Linked DNA regions of Mus musculus: region 2 is linked to region 1. The links are chromatin loops, found by intact Hi-C in ENCODE. Cell type or tissue: gastrocnemius. All regions are shown on one strand.

What was found. A loop is a pair of places that touch in the nucleus more often than their neighbours do. Peaks named below come from ENCODE experiments on the same cell type or tissue, not always from the same donor. Only the 100,000 strongest peaks of a DNase experiment are listed, where the experiment ranks them.
Region 2: it touches region 1 in a loop (6-fold over the local background); 20 of 42 quality-filtered maps call a loop at or near these places.

Annotation. Positions count from the first base shown.
Region 1 is chr2:170,342,381-170,350,380 of GRCm38, reverse strand. It overlaps Bcas1 (breast carcinoma amplified sequence 1), which reads left to right. Exons shown (of 13, transcript NM_029815.2): 12 at 918-1,199; 13 at 2,233-3,390. The coding sequence ends at 2,307. Among named protein-coding and RNA genes, the nearest start is that of Gm39999, 8.8 kb to the right of the region's middle. In gastrocnemius, CTCF peaks have their summits at 3,014 (motif pointing right) and 7,035 (motif pointing right); DNase peaks (open chromatin) are centred at 2,988, 4,694 and 7,035; H3K27ac peaks cover 1,653 bases.
Region 2 is chr2:170,498,582-170,506,581 of GRCm38, reverse strand. Gm16796 (predicted gene, 16796) reads left to right here. Exons shown (of 3, transcript NR_040367.1): 2 at 2,219-3,891; 3 at 6,816-7,225. It also overlaps a transcript of Pfdn4 not described here. Among named protein-coding and RNA genes, the nearest start is that of Cyp24a1, 5.4 kb to the right of the region's middle. In gastrocnemius, no CTCF peak of the experiment used is centred here; a DNase peak (open chromatin) is centred at 3,116.

The DNA.
Region 1 (8,000 bases):
ATGAAATAAAAGAACTGTTTCACATAAAAATATAAGCATGTATACTTATAAATTTCAAAATGAGCACCCTCAAGAAAGAAGTCACTTATGCTAATTATGGGATACTCTCTCCGCCCCCAGCCTATGTGTTCACATAGGCTATGTGTTCACATAGGCTCCAGGAACGGCTGGATCCAAGGGCATACGCGCAGCCATCTGAACGGATTTCTTTCCCACAGTCTCAGCTCTGCTTCTTTCTGTGTTGATTTCCTGTCCAGGCATATTTTTCTCTTGAAACGTAGTCTTAAAGGCCCAGCTTTTCATAGCTTCAAATCTGATGGGACTGAAGCCAGGCCTCTTGATTAACTTTAGCAAAGCTCTAGTATCAGATCAACGGCCGTCTTGAGCTATCCTGAACCAATCAGAGCTGTGTTGAGCTTCCCTGAACCTATCAGAGCTGTCTTCAGATATCCTGAACCAATCAGAACTGTTTTAAGATATCCTGAACCAATCAGAGATGTCTTCAGATATCCTGACCCAATCAGAGCGTCTTCAGATATCCTGACCCAATCAGAGCTGTAGATGCCCTATCAAGTACACTGCTGCACTGGCCAGGCCTGGGCCACATACCTGGAGTAAGATTAATTTGCCTAGTATGGATGGAGAAACTGAGGCTCTGGGGAGTTAAGTGGCTCGGCCCAAGTTATGCATGTAGTTTGCCAAGGAACAGAGAGAGTCCTTGCAGGGAAACCATAGTTAGTAATGAATTGTTGCAAGATAAATATATAAATAAATGCTGCCTGTTATGCACGGCCTTGATAATTTCTTTTTTCTTTCTTCCGCATTTTACCCAAACTCATTTCCAACATCTGAGCATCTCTGCTATTAAGAATCATCTTTCAAACACTAAACAGGGCCTTTGTTTGGAATTGTTGTAGACGTCAAACTCCGTGGAAAAGACGCCCTCACCCCCAGAGCCAGAGCCCGCGGGAACAGCTCAGAAAAACAAGGAGACCTCCTCCTCGAAGGACAAGAAATCAGTGGACAAGAAGTCAGCGACTGAGAACAGCAAGCAGAAGAACGGCAAACAGGAAGTCAGAGAGCCGGCGCCGTGTGTGCAGCCGCCCACAGTGGAGGCAAACGCAATGCAGACTGGGGACAAGACCCCAAAGAAGTCTGAGAAGCGGCGACAGTCCCTCGGGGGCTTCCTGAAGGGCCTGGTAAGCAGATGGGGTGTTCGAGGCTTCTTTCTCGGTTCTTGGTTAAGGGGTGTGGTATTCAACTCCAAAGTGGGAGCTCACCGGAAACCTGATGAACAAATGACTCTCCAGCATCTGCTGGGTACCAGGCACTGTTCTAGGCACAGAGAGCAGCAGACACACAGGCTGTCCTGGAGCCCAAGGATAGAGGCAGGAAGGATGAAGATGCCAGGTGTGGGGGACAGGATGATCTAAATAGTAGCAGGGACAGCGTGGAGGAGAGCAAGACCAAACACCTATGCTGCCAAGCCACTCCACTGCAGTTCTGCTCTGGCTGCCTCCTAGCTCTGTGTCCTTGGCTGAGTCACTCAACCCAACCCCTTCGTGCCTCAGTTTCCCCCGTTGTCAAATTGAGGTCATGGTAACAGCTGCAATTCTGTTGCAGTTTGCTTTCTATTGCTGTGATAAACACCATGACCAACAGCAACCCGTGGGGGAAAGGGTGAGACAGTAGTGGTGCAAGACTGCACGCATCCACCTGCCACACTGGGACAGTAGTGAGGTGCAACCTCCACATGCCGGGGCACTCGAATGGTCCCGAGGAGGCAGCAGACTGAACCCACAGAGGAGGAGGATGTCAGGTCAAACAGAGTAAGGTCACTTCAGATAGTGCTGGGGAACAAATCAGGGCACCATTTTGTTAGAACCTGAAAGAATGAGCTATTGACAGTGGCTAGGGATGTAGAATGAACTAGAATAGCAAGTCCCACCCTGGCCTCTGACCCCTGACCCCCGACCCCAGGACTGCTCTAATATGTGTCACACTTTGAGCACACTTTATCTGGGAGCACCTCTCAGAGTTGGGTTTGAGCACTCCCATTTTAAAATCAAATCATAATGTGTCTAGGATTTCACAAACCCAGGAAGCAACGTCGCTAGGTATTAAAGCTAGACATCCGCCCATGAGCACTGTCATATTTACGTAGAATAAGCACGTGATAAGTCCCCCTCGCTGCTGTTGGCCTCACGCTGGCTGCTTTATGTTTTTCTCCAGGGACCAAAGCGGATGTCGGATGCTCAGGTGCAAACGGACCCGGTCTCCATCGGACCAGTTGGAAAATCCAAGTAAACAAAATCACCCAGTTCCCACTGGGTTCTCCTCCCACTCCATCTACTGTCCAGACCCACACTGTGTATATATTTTTCTTCTTCTTCTTCTGGTCAGCCAATGAAATTCTGCCTACAACTTCAACCTGAATTGTTGTAGATCGAGGTGTATTATTTACGTCTCTGGTCCAGTCTTTCCTGGCATTTAAGTGTAAAAATGGCTTAGCAGGTTGACCAGTTGATCCAAGGGAGCTGGTGAGTGCCAGGTGGGGGAGGAAGTAGGTAGATAAAGGCATTTGTGTTAAGTTATGAAAAAATGGCAGGTATCCAGTAAGATGCAGAAGAAAAGTGCTTATGAGACAAAGAATATCTGGATTTGTAGCCACTCTTGCCACATCCTCTAAGCCTGAAGAGGGGAAGGGAAGACTGGTTTATTTCATTTCACACTTGGGGGAAGGAGGACTCAGGGCAGGCATCTACGCTGGGCGTCTGCCAACTTTTGGAACAGGATGTGTGGGCTGTAAAGAAGAATGGGCAAGAATTGGTTTTCAAATAGGGTCCTTGGAAGTTATCAGTGAATGGGGAAGTGATTTGCTGGAGAGGGCTTGCTAGGATTTGGGGAAACAATTACTTCTGGGGCACAGGGACAAGGGCATGAATTCCCAACTTCAAAAGGGAAACAGCAAAATGAAATAAAGGTGCAGGTTCATTTTGCAACACAAGGGGGCGCCAGGATCTCTGCTTTTTCCCTTTGCATCCGGTACCCCTAACAAAGATTTGTTTCTGCACTATTTCATTATTAATGTTTCTCAGATGGCTGAGGGACTTGCTTCATCTGTTCGGTCTGACGCTTATCTCACGCCTGTCTGTAATGTCCTAATGTTTTCATAATGTGCTCTGATAAAAACCCTCCCCTAACCCAGTTAATAAAAATTGACAGATTATGCGAATACTTGAGGTGGTTTTTTTTTTTTAATTCTTGTACAGAGAACTGAATTGGACTGTGAATCCATTAAGATGGAATTGCCAAGTACCATATGATTGACTGATAGTCATCTGTATTGTACCTTTCTTTTCCCAATTTAATAAAAAAATATTACATTTTAGAAAAGCTTTTGATTCTAAACTTCAAGTGCAGCTCGCTGACAACGCTCTCTACAAGGGCTGCGTCTTTGTAAGCAGCTGGAAGACAGTGTACACTATGAATGCCCACACACGTGTCCAGATATACTCTCACACACGACTCTGTGTTCGTGAACATTCATACTGCAAACTCATATAGGCAGGAATACATTGGTGTGCACATATGATCAGTTCACAGCCTCTGCCCTAGCAAACCAGGTTTGACCTCCAGTCTTTCATAAGCCAATTAAAAGAGCCAAATTAATATTAAAAAACAGATTCTTCCATGTGGCCACACTGGGAAGAGGGAGAAAGATTCAAGAGTCTCTCCTGCCTCCCACAGGCTGCCTTCAAGGTCCTTCAAGTCGAAAACAGGACTGCATAGCCAAGCAGTTCAGCCCAGGGGCGGTTCCCTGCTCACCTCTACCTCAGCTCCAAGTCTCTCCTAGGAGCAGTGATGCTCTCTCCAGTAAACTCCTCCTCCAGCCCTCTCCTCCCTCCCTCTCCATCCCCCACCCCCACCCCAGGGCTTCAGCCTTTTCCTTCTCCTCCTGGGGTCTCCTGGGGAAATTTTAACTTTCTGAGATTGGTTGTTTCCATAGTCTATAGTCAAAGAGGATCGCGGGTGTCCCTTTAGAATATATTCATTCTTGCCAGACTAGCAAATTTGCACACACACACACACACACACACACTGGCAGGTTTTACACACACATGCACGCTCATGCACACACACACACACACACACACACACACACACGCACGCAGAACATGAGACTGTCTCACAGGGGTCAGAAATAAACATTGCCATCTATCTTGTCCTAGCGTGAATGAGAGCACAGGAACCACACCTAGGACAGAACAGACTGGAAAACTGGTAAATGTATCCAGAGAGCAGCCATGTCTGTGAGGCCCCCAGATATGGAGGAAGTAAGGCAGTGTGGCCTGGGGCCTGGGGCCTGCCAGCACACTGACTGGATTCTGGGTTTCAAATACAGATCAGCAGTGGTTTCCTTTAAGCTAAACTTGTTTCCTGGATCCTCAGGACCTGATTTGGAAATCACTGTCTGTTCCTTGCCGGGTTCAGAGTCCCGTACCATGCTAGAAGGTTTTGCTGGAAAGATTGGGGTAGGGTGCTAAAAGCACCTTGGGAAAACTGGAAGAGGGGGAGAAGTGGCCACACTACCCAGTCCTTCTGAGTTGACACCAATGAGACCAGCCAGCTGTCAGTTCCTTTGTCTGCAGATCCCTGGGGGTGACGCCTGCTGTGACCTTTTGCCAGCCTCTGGGCTAGCTCAGCCTGTAGAGGAAGTTGGCCAGTTTCACCTTACAGGGCACCGGCGCCTCAGGCTGAGATGAGAGACATTAACAGGCAGGATTGGGAGGCGCAGAAGCAGTGGGGAGTGACTGACTCTGGCCACCAGGCAATAGCAACCTCCAGTTTCTAAATTGGGATGGGAGAGGGGTTGTCTGAGAGAAGCTCAGCAAAGCCCCTCCCGGGTGTTTATTCCTGGTCCCTCCCTTCTCCTAGGCTGAAGAAGAGGGCACTCTTAATGAAATTGTGGTTTGCTTTTGTTTTTATGAAGGCCAGGAAATTTAAGCCACAAACTCAGTGATTTATTGCTGGGACCGTAAACCCAGCTGTAGTTTAAGAAGCAAGTTTTGTGCTTCCTGTGAAGGTTGCGTTTTCCGTTGCAATCCTTTCTCTGATGCAGAGTTCACTAACTGCCCCAGCAAGGCACTCCCTAAATCGCACAGAAAGTTCACAGGACAAAGAGGGGGCAAGAAACTGAGAGCTCGGCCCACAGAGCCCAACCAAGCTCTGGCAGGTGGAGTGAGGAGTGAGAAGCAAACCTGACAGGCACCGAAACAACCCAGAATCCTAGCCCCAAAGAAAAACCAAGTAAAGACGTGCGTGCGGGAGGAGAGGGACAAAGGTGCCCGTTGTCACCATGAGTCGGTTAATGATTCGCTGATTTGTTTGTAGGTGCTCAGGGAAGTGTCTCCTCTCTCTTGCCAAGAAGACGTGCCTTTCCCAAGGATGGAGCTAGTGAGATGAGATGCCCGGCATTGTGCGTGCAAGTTACACACACACACATGCAAGTGCACACACACACACACACACACACACACACACACACACACGTGCATGCATGTTCTCAGTGATGCCTCCCAGTTCCTGCTGACAGAAATTGTTTGCCTAATATCCATAAAAGAGTTCACTCAAAGGAGCAGTTGTTCCCAGCAGCCCGAGGCCACTCTTGGATTCATCCTGGGGAGGGGGGCGGGGGGGGGGGAAGGAGCCACAAACCTAAAGAGCTGCCAAAAAATAGGAGGGGAAAAAGAAAGCCAGAGAGAGACTGTTTTGTTTGTAGCTCATTAAACACAGGTCTCTCTCTCTCTCTCTCTCTCTCTCTCTCTGTTTCTCTCTGTTTCTGTTTCTCCCTCCCTCCCCCTCTTCTCTCTCTCTCTCTCTCTCTCTCTCTCTCAATCCCTACCCCCCAAGCACCATGCAAACAGTCAAACAATCCAGATATAGTCCAGACACACACACACACCCAGAGCAGTGGGGGTCTCATTAGATTTTAAAAGTCCAGAACGTACCCCTCTGGCTCCCCCCAAAGTCCCAGAAGAAGGCTAGGTGTCCACATCCAGGACTTGCAGGTGTGGTCTCTTCTGTCCCAGAGCCCCAGCCAGGTCCTGGAGCAATAAACTGGAGCTTAGGGTGTAGCTCAGAGCTACAGTACTGGCCCAGCACAAACGGGGCCTTGTGTTCCATTTCCAGCGGTACAAGGGTGGAGGGGCAGCAGCGTGGTAATGAACACAAATGGAAGAGAAAATCCTTCCCTGTCCTGCTTGTGAGGAAGGAGAGGGAAAGGGCAGCAGTTACCCACTTTCCCACGGTGCAAACCCCAAGATTAGGGCTGGGTTGCTGACGGGGCTCAGCTTCAACCACTCTCGGCGTTCTCTTTAGAGCCCTTAAGTAAGCAGTTTGGCACAGTGTGCAGAGTCGGGTTTGTCCCTGGTCAGGACTGTGTTTACTCTGTGGATTGTGGAGCAGCGTGGGCCCCTGAAAGACTGCCTGTTAGCAACAAGGGGGGAAAGGACAGCAAGCAACGTCCAGACATTGATTCTTCAGTCTGTAGTGGAGGCAGAGACACTGGGCCAGGGGTCGATTCTCCAGAGGTTAGACTGTTTTTTTGTTTTTTTTTTTGGCTTCTGTGTAGCCACCCATAAAGCTACCTCCCGCTCCTCTGCACCCTGGGGCCTCTCACTTGCCAGGCGGAAGCCAACCACATGATTTAACAGAAACCAGGATACAGGTCACGCTGCCTGACAGGATCGCACACACAGCCTTCTTGATGCGTTTATCTAAGTTTCAGCTGTGTGCCCTCTCCCCTTCCCCCCTCCATTCCCCCCCTTCGTCCCCCACCTCCCTGCGCGGACTTTAAGTGTTTCCTTACATCTTCTTAGGAGCTGATTGGCAGGGACCCTGTGTGCATTTGTTTCAGATTTCCAAATAGGTGCTTCCTGACAAAATGGCCCCAGCTGGCAACTATTGCCTTTGAAGGAGCTCATGTCTTGGGAGTGACACCATCATTCAAACGCCTTTTACGTAATCCGACCACATGGGGGCGCCCAGGAACTGGGTTCCGCAGACTGACCAAGCTGCTTCCGACTATATTGCCTACCCAGGAAATTGAACCAAGAGTCTGTCTGTTGACTAACTTCCAGAATACTGTCAGGTTTCACTAAGAAAACGGGAAGAGTTGAGAGAAACCGGGCAGGTCAGTTGCTATCTATGATCCCCACAGCCCTTCAAACAAGGAGGAGCCAGGTGAGATTTCTGGTCCTTTCTGTCCCACCTTGCAAGAAGCTTTTGGGAGAATGTGTGGTTGCCAAGCATTCGAGCAACCTTTGACTGCTTCTATAATTTCCCACAACCTGCGCCCCCCCTACACACACACACACACACACACACACACACACGTGCACGTGCACGCGAGTACGCATGTTATCGGTCGGGTGAATTAGCATCTCTGCTTCCTACTGTAATAAGGAGATAGCGATAGTGGGCTTGCAGTGATCACCATTAACAGTGCAGTGGGTCTCACACAATCAGTACTCAGTAAAATAGCAGCCATTCCTGCACAGGAAAGCCGGAGTCTAAGAAACAGAAGCCCCCTATTCCCATGAACAACTAATACTAGCCAAAAGGGTATTTATTTATCTGACGCATGGTGTTTGCGACAGCCTTGGCTTTGGTTCTCAGAGATTGTTCTGACTTGACAATGAAATGCATCCTTACATATAACAGGTGTTGTGCCACAGCCTGGCTCTGGTCCCGAAAGGCTTTGCTCTGCCTTGTTCTATGGGTTAACTTTGGACTACAACTAGTGACAGGTGATAAGTGCCCTTCTAGGCAAGGGGATTATGGGATTATTAGAATCAGTTTCACCTGACTGTTTGAGTGAACTCGGCCTTGAGAAGGCAGCTACGATGACTACAGCAGCTGACAGGAATGCCCAAACCAACCACGCCTATGAAGTTTCTGCTAACAGGACCCGTGTGAGCCAAGGCTCAGCCACCACA
Region 2 (8,000 bases), 160 kb before region 1:
TACAGCAGCCAGAATCATGAAAGGAAGCAGCCAGCAATGATGACTAGTGGACGGTGCTCACGCTAGCGGGAAAACACGACAAAGAAAAGGAGAGATCTCAGCTTGTCCTCAGTGCACCAAGTGAGATGGACTAGGAATGTGGCTCGGTAGAGTGCCTACCTATCGTGCACAAAGCTCTGGGTTCGATCCCCAGTACTGAATAAACCTAGCATGTTGGTGCACACCTATAATCCCAGTACTCAGAGGCAAGCAAATCTTTCTCCCCCTCCCCCCACCCCTCCCTCCTGATCAGGATATAAAGCTCCCAGCTACTGCTCCAGCAGAATACCTGTCTGCTTCCTGCCATGACCCTATAAAACTGCAAGCCCCCAATTAAATACTTTCTTCTATATGAGTTGCCCTATAGGAGGTCATAGTGTTTGTTTTGTTATAGCAACAGAAGGGTGACTAAGACAATGGGGATGATGTGGAGTCTCTTCATTCTGTCTCAAGGTAGACCTTTACCGGAAATCTTTGTTCACCTCATGAGCACTGAACAACCAACATGCATCTATGCAGTGCTGCAGAAAGAGCGCACCTCCCGCAATCTGCACCCAGATGCCATGGTTCCCAGATGCCATGGTTCCCTGAGTGACTGGAAGGAGGCTGCCTCAGAAGCCTCCCACTCACCCAGTGCAGGAAAATCGAAACCTAGCTGAGAGTGTTTTAAAGAAAAACGCTAAAGACTGCAAACCAACCTCCATTAACTTTGAATGCCCTGGCTCTCTAAAACACTTAGAGGAGATGTACTCAAGGTCCCCTATATGGATCGTGTGTATCCCTCTGCCGAGCCTGGGAGCACCACCTTTTAGTTTGTGTAAATGATCTTGGGTCTTGGGTTTAGATTCCCAAGAGAGTTATCGAAACTGAGATTCATCCACTTGGTTGACAAAGAAAAAAACCCTAAGCAGATTGAGTCTTTGAGGGGTGGGGAAGTGGCTCAGCTGGTAGGGCTCTTGTCCGGCACGCACAAAGCCCTGGGTTCCATCCCCAAGCAGTGCATAAACTGGACATGGTGGTGCATGCTCATAATTCCAGAAGTGAGTGGCATCTTAGCTACGTAGCACATTTGAGGACATTAATGCATAAGACCCTGACTCTCTTTAAAAAAAAGAAACTTTGAATTCAAGAATGTTATTAAATATATTACTGATACTCTTGTGAAACAGTGAGAAGATCTTCGTGTGAGACAGTGAGAGGATCCCCTTGTGAGACAGTGATAGAGGATCCCTGTGTGAGACAGAGAGGATCCTCGTGTGAGACAGTGGAGGATCCCCATGTGAGACAGTGAGAGGATCCCCGTGTGAGACAGTGGAGGATCCCCGTGTGAGACAGTGAGAGGATCCCCGTGTGAGACAGTGAGAGGATCCCCGTGTGAGACAGTGAGAGAGGATCTCCATGTGAGACAGTGGAGGATCCCCGTGTGAGACAGTGGAGGATCCCCGTGTGAGACAGTGAGAGAGGATCCCCGTGTGAGACAGTGAGAGGATCCCCGTGTGAGACAGTGAGAGAGGATCCCCGTGTGAGACAGTGGAGGATCCCCGTGTGAGACAGTGAGAGGATCCCCGTGTGAGACAGTGAGAGAGGATCCCCGTGTGAGACAGTGGAGGATCCCCGTGTGAGACTGTGAGAGAGGATCCCCGTGTGAGACAGTGAGAGGATCCCCGTGTGAGACAGTGGAGGATCCCCGTGTGAGACAGTGAGAGGATCCCCGTGTGAGACAGTGAGAGAGGATCTCCATGTGAGACAGTGGAGGATCCCCGTGTGAGACAGTGAGAGAGGATCCCCGTGTGAGACAGTGAGAGGATCCCCGTGTGAGACAGTGAGAGAGGATCCCCGTGTGAGACAGTGGAGGATCCCCGTGTGAGACAGTGAGAGAGGATCCCCGTGTGAGACAGTGAGAGGATCCCCGTGTGAGACAGTGGAGGATCCCCGTGTGAGACAGTGAGAGGATCCCCGTGTGAGACAGTGAGAGAGGATCTCCATGTGAGACAGTGGAGGATCCCCGTGTGAGACAGTGGAGGATCCCCGTGTGAGACAGTGAGAGAGGATCCCCGTGTGAGACAGTGAGAGGATCCCCGTGTGAGACAGTGAGAGAGGAGCCTCATCCTGAGCTCTGGACTTTTCCACCATGCTGTGTGCTGCACTGAAGTAAGCCTTTCCTTCTCGTTTACTCCAGCCACTGGTGTCACATGAGCCTCTATTGTTCCTGTCTGTCACCACCACTTTGATCTCAGAACATGCAGTATTCTTCCTTAAACATCCTAGCTCATAGTCCCCAATAATTTCTGAAACATCAGAGGCTGTGCTGTGCTGTGCTGTGCTGTGGGTGAGGAAGGGGGAGAAATGGGGAAATGAGGGTAAAACGAGCTGACTTCCTGCTCTGCAGCTGAGGACATGGCCAGTGTCGTGGCTGTACCTGGAGCTGTACACCCAGCACTAGAAGTGACCCCAGCATCTCATCCTACAGTGACCTGAAGACTCCTTGGAGACTCAGTGATTGTCTGCCTGTTTCAGAATCGATCAGACTGTCTGCATCCTCCAGAGGAAACCCCATTGTCACTAGAGGGACATAGCTTGCCTCTGCGACCTAGTCAATCATACTGTAACCATATCTGCCATTTCTCTGACATGTTCTTGTCTCGACTTAATAAATATCACAGTGAAGCTTATATGTGCATTTTTTCAACCCTTTCCTTCCAAGAGTTCAGTGTCCTGGAGTTTGATGCTTCTGCCCGGCATAAACTAGAACTACTTTAAACGATGAGGCTCCTGAGCCTCCCCCACTCAGCTGGCAAGCACTGACAGACACCGGTGAGGAGCTTTCAAGAGGAACCCAGCTCCAACCATTAGCTGTAGGACCTTCAGTGAGGACGGCTGTTTTTGCCAGAGTGAGGAATAACAAGAGAGATTGCTGTTTCCCGTTGGTGATGTGACAGATAAGAACCTGCAGTGACTCAGAACCCACGCTCAATAACAGAAGCCAGGAGGATGGCGGCTGGCTCTCTCCTGTTTCCTTGCAACTGTGTGAGTTGATGTCATCAGCAGAGAGTGCGTTCTAACTAAGCAGGCTCCTTGTTCCTCTCTGACACAGGGCTGGGCAGGGTGCCTAGCACGCCATAGATGCTGAGCAGCAATGCTAGTGACTCCTCCAAAGAATTCCATTCTGACTGGAGAGAACGAAAACAAGTCAAGAGATCTCTGGAGATGTATGTTAAATTATTTTTCACTGGAAACTGCCATCACAGTGGAGGGAGTCTGTGGATGTACGTGTATGACCACACAGGATCCCAACCATCTCGTCCAAGTTCCAGTAGCCTAGAAGCTGTCAGAACAGAAGGGCTCGCCTAACTGCTGTCGCTGGGTGGAAGAGCCAACAGTAAACTCTGTCATAAGAACAGTTAGGAAAATTGCCACTGCACAAGACTTGGGCACATTCTCTGCTGACTGAGCGCTTTTGTTTTTAGGAGAAAGGGATTCTTCCATAGTTACCTGGAATTGTCTCACTGGTCCTCTGTCTGATCATTGACACAACAGTGGAGTGGCCACGCTCACCCCACCAGGAGTTTACTTTCCCTAACAACAGAAATGCTTCCTGCACCGGTCCCTGGCAAGGTCTATGTTTGCTGGTTCACTTTAAAGCCCTGGAAAAGTATAATCACATTTCAGTGATACCCAAGGAAGTCAACAGTCCCTGAAGTCATCATGGAAGGCTCCCAACATACGAGAGCAAACAAAACCGTGCTTCAGACCCAAAGTATTTGGCACTGAAAATCCCATCATAAGATTTCCCTGTATTACACACAGATCAGAGTAGCCAAGTCATACCATGCAGGAAAAGACGCAGAACAGGTATCTATGTGATGATGTAATCTAAATTTTTACTTATGAAACATAGATGGTACCAATGGAATATCAGAAAACAATCCATAGGTGGAGGCTGGGAAATCAATTCAAAGGTCAGACAAGGTTTTAAATCACTCTCAGTTGCACAGTGAGATCAAGGCCAACCTGGGCTACATGAGACCCTGTCTCACCAAATCTAAACACATACACACAACCCCTGGAGTGTTTTTCACTGTCTGGTTTAACTTGTCTTAGACAGTTACGACTGAACCTTTCAAAGTCACCATTCCTACTGCAGCTCCTGGCTATGGCAGCCTCTAAATCCACACTAGAGAGGCTGAGGCAGGAGGCTTGCCACAGTTCTGGGCCAGTTTAGGCTACTTAAAAACTACCAGGCCAGCCTAAACTACAGAACAAGACCTTGTATTTTTTTTTAAGACTAATAATACCGATACTAACTGGCACTAGAGACGGCTCAGCAGTTAGGGGTGAGCCGCCTTGCGGGGTTCAGTTCCCAGGACTGATGTCAGGTGGCTCATGGTCACCAGTAACTCCAGCTTCATGAGCTTGGATGCCCTCTTCCGGCTTTCATCAGTACATGTGGCACACCACATACAGAGACATATACACACAGGCACATACATACATACACACACACAAGCACACATACAAGCACACACACACAGAGACATACACATACAGGCACATACGTACATACACACAGACACATATACACACACACAAAGGCACACACATATACACAGGCACACACATACACACACATACATACACATGCATACAAGCACACATATAGAGGCACATACATACACAGGCACACAAACACACGCACACACAAGTATACACATACATACACCCAGACTCAACAAACAGACACACACATACACACAGAGGCACACACACACATATATATATATCCAGGCTAACACACAGACAGACACACACATACATACAGAGGCACAAACATATACACACACATACATATACCAAGGCTAACACACAGGCACAACACATACACACAGAGGCACACACATATACAAAATAAAATAAATCTCTAAAACACTGACTTGTTTACACCATGCTCTTCCTGCTTTAAAAGAGAATGGCTCTTTTGCCAGCGAACCTCAAAAGCTCTCCCCCGCCATGTGACTGTGTTGGGAGTTCTCAGATACCTTTCTCCACACTTGGAATAAAATATTGACTGCTCAGCATGGCCTAGTTTTGCTCAGAAACCGGAAAGCAAGTGCGTGCCAAATGGAGTCCAGGAAGACACAGGCTATGCTCCACCTGAGCTCTTGCTCTCAGCCCATCTGGGGAAGAGTGTCCACTGACCTCCAGTGTTGCAAACGAGGAACCTGGACTCAGAGAAACACAACATCTTCCCAAGCCCACACAGCCAGTGAGGAGGGGAGACACAGTTTCATCCCAGAGGTACCCAGATGAGCATCTGCAGGGTTTACCAATAACTTCCTCAGAAAACAAACAATGTATTGTTACTAAACTCGCTGGGTTTTGCTGGGGAACGAGGAAAGAATCAATAATCAATTGCCTATTATTTGCTTATTGGGTGCTCTTCAACATAAACATCATGGGTCATGTGTTATAGGAGAGTCAATCAACAAAAGACAGTAGCTTACAGTTTCAAGGAGATTTAAGTAACTGGGAAGAAAGGTGCAGGAGAAAAGTCATGAAGATTGTGGCTGCAGAGTAGAGGGGTGGAGAGAGAAACTGTGTGAGGGGGGGGGCCTTTTTTTATTTTTTTACCTATTTTCTTCTATTTAACTGTACAGTTTACTGAATCAAAACAACATGACTTCAGCTGCTTGCAAGGCCTAGGTAAGACAGTAGCAAGGTTGGGCCCAGCCTAAGCAACTCAGAAAGACACTGTCTCAAAACAATAAGAGTCAGGAGATTCCGTGGTAGAATGCTTCTCTGGTGTGCACAGGGCTCTGTGATCAGCCTCCAGCACCACAAACACACACACTGCCACTATCTAGTTGAGCACAGATATCATGATTGAAACACCCTCCCTCTGGGTCCCAAGGAACCAGGTGTGCAATGCACAGCACTACAAGGTAAGTTCTTAAACGTCTCACTTTGCTGGGGACTTTGTGCAGCATCCTCACAGGAGCCTATGTTGGCACTCTTCCCATTTCTGTGATGTTTGAGTTTGGCTGTGAGGTTGGTTCCACCACCTTCTGCTCAAGAAATGAAAAGTCAGCAGCCCTCCGAATTCCCGCAATCAAAAAGCAGCTAGGTCACCCTAGGTCAGCCAAGGCTTGAGACTCAAAATTGTATTGCCAACCCATATATTTGAAAGAGTTTTGTATTTCCCAAGACAGAGGACCAAATCAAGCCCTTGCCCTCCAACAGGTTCCGCCCTACACACACACACACACACACACACACACACACTCACACTCACACACACTCACACACACTCACACATACTCACATATACACACTCACACATATTCACACATACACACACTCACACAAACACACACTCACTCTCACACACTCACTCACACTCACACACACTCACTCACACACACACTCACACACACTCACTCACACACACTCACTCATACACACACTCACACACACACACACACACACACACTGTCATGTGTGGTTGCATAGTAGAAAGGCTAGGGTCTAATGAATCTAATCAATCTTTGCAGGAGATAGTTAGGATTTCTCAGAACAGTAGAGGTGGCCTGGGCAGATCTTGGGAATGGGGTTGGCTCTTAGGAGCCACTTTCAGATCTTTCTTTAGGAATTTCTGAGAGGTAATGGCTGCATGCCTCACAGAGGCCATGGAATGAGGGAGGCCCAAAGCCCAGGAAAGAAGGTTAAGTTCCTGAGAGTATGCGCAACATAATCACTTTGGTGTTCTGAACCTCTTCCAGGACTGACAAATGTCCCACTCAATGGACCTCCAATAAACTCTATGCTGAGACTGGGGACTCTCCCCAGTGAACAGGAGACATGGACTTCTATGAATCTGAAATTCTCTAATTTACTTCTATAAATACACTAGCTAATAATTTCCTGTACTTCTGAGTATCTCTTTGTAATTCATGAAGCGGTCTAGTGCTAGCATTCAGTGTGGCACATAAGTTTAATCCCAGCACTCAGGAGGCAGAGGCAGGCAGATCTCTGTGAGTTCAAAACCAGCCTGGTCAACATAGCAAGTTCCATGACAGCCAGGACTACATCGTGAGACCCTGTCTCAAAAACAAAGCAAACAAAAACTGTCTAACGTTAAACTCCCAGGAGAATCTACTTTGTCTGAAACCTGTCTCGGTCTTGATCATGCAAAATAAAAAAAAAAAAAAGGAAAAGAAATAGTAGCTCACTGGCTGAAATAACAAGACAGTTGTCACACACACCCAAGGATGGGGTCTTTGCAGCATCCAGGCACAAGTGAGAAGAGATGCGGAAATAACACCTCCCTCTAAGGATGCATGCTCTCTGCCACTCTCTGCCACGTACCCAAACGAGAAAGTTCTGATCCCACCCTCCTCTGGGGCACATCGTCATGGAAGGAATACTTCCATCGCCATGGAAGAGAGTGATATGATTGGCCAGGTGATGTTAGGCATGGTGAAATAAACCATCAGCCAACACTCTAGAGGTGGAAACAGGAGGATGAGGGGTTTGAGCTAGCCTGGGCTATGAGACTGTCTCAAGAAAGCAATAGAAATAATGATACATATGGATGTCGATGCTGAAGAGTCAGGCTGGGTTAGAAACTGGGATCCAAATGCCATTGGGGCTACTAATGTCTGTGACAATGGGCAGGGGGGTGGGGGTGGGGTTACGGTTCTTTCACGTGTTTTTGATGTTGAGCTGAAGTGAAATTTGTCTCCTGGCACATACACAGCAGAGAGCTGCCTTGTCTGGCCTCAGTAGGAAAGGATATGCCTAATCCTGCCAGAGACATGATAAACCACGAGGGTGGGGGTGGGGGGTATCCTCTCAGAGGTGAAGGGGAAGTGGAGGGAGGAAGTGTGAGGGGATGGGGGAGGGGGCAGCATTTGGGAGGTAAATACATAAATAAATTATCAATCAATAAATAAGTATTGGAGTGA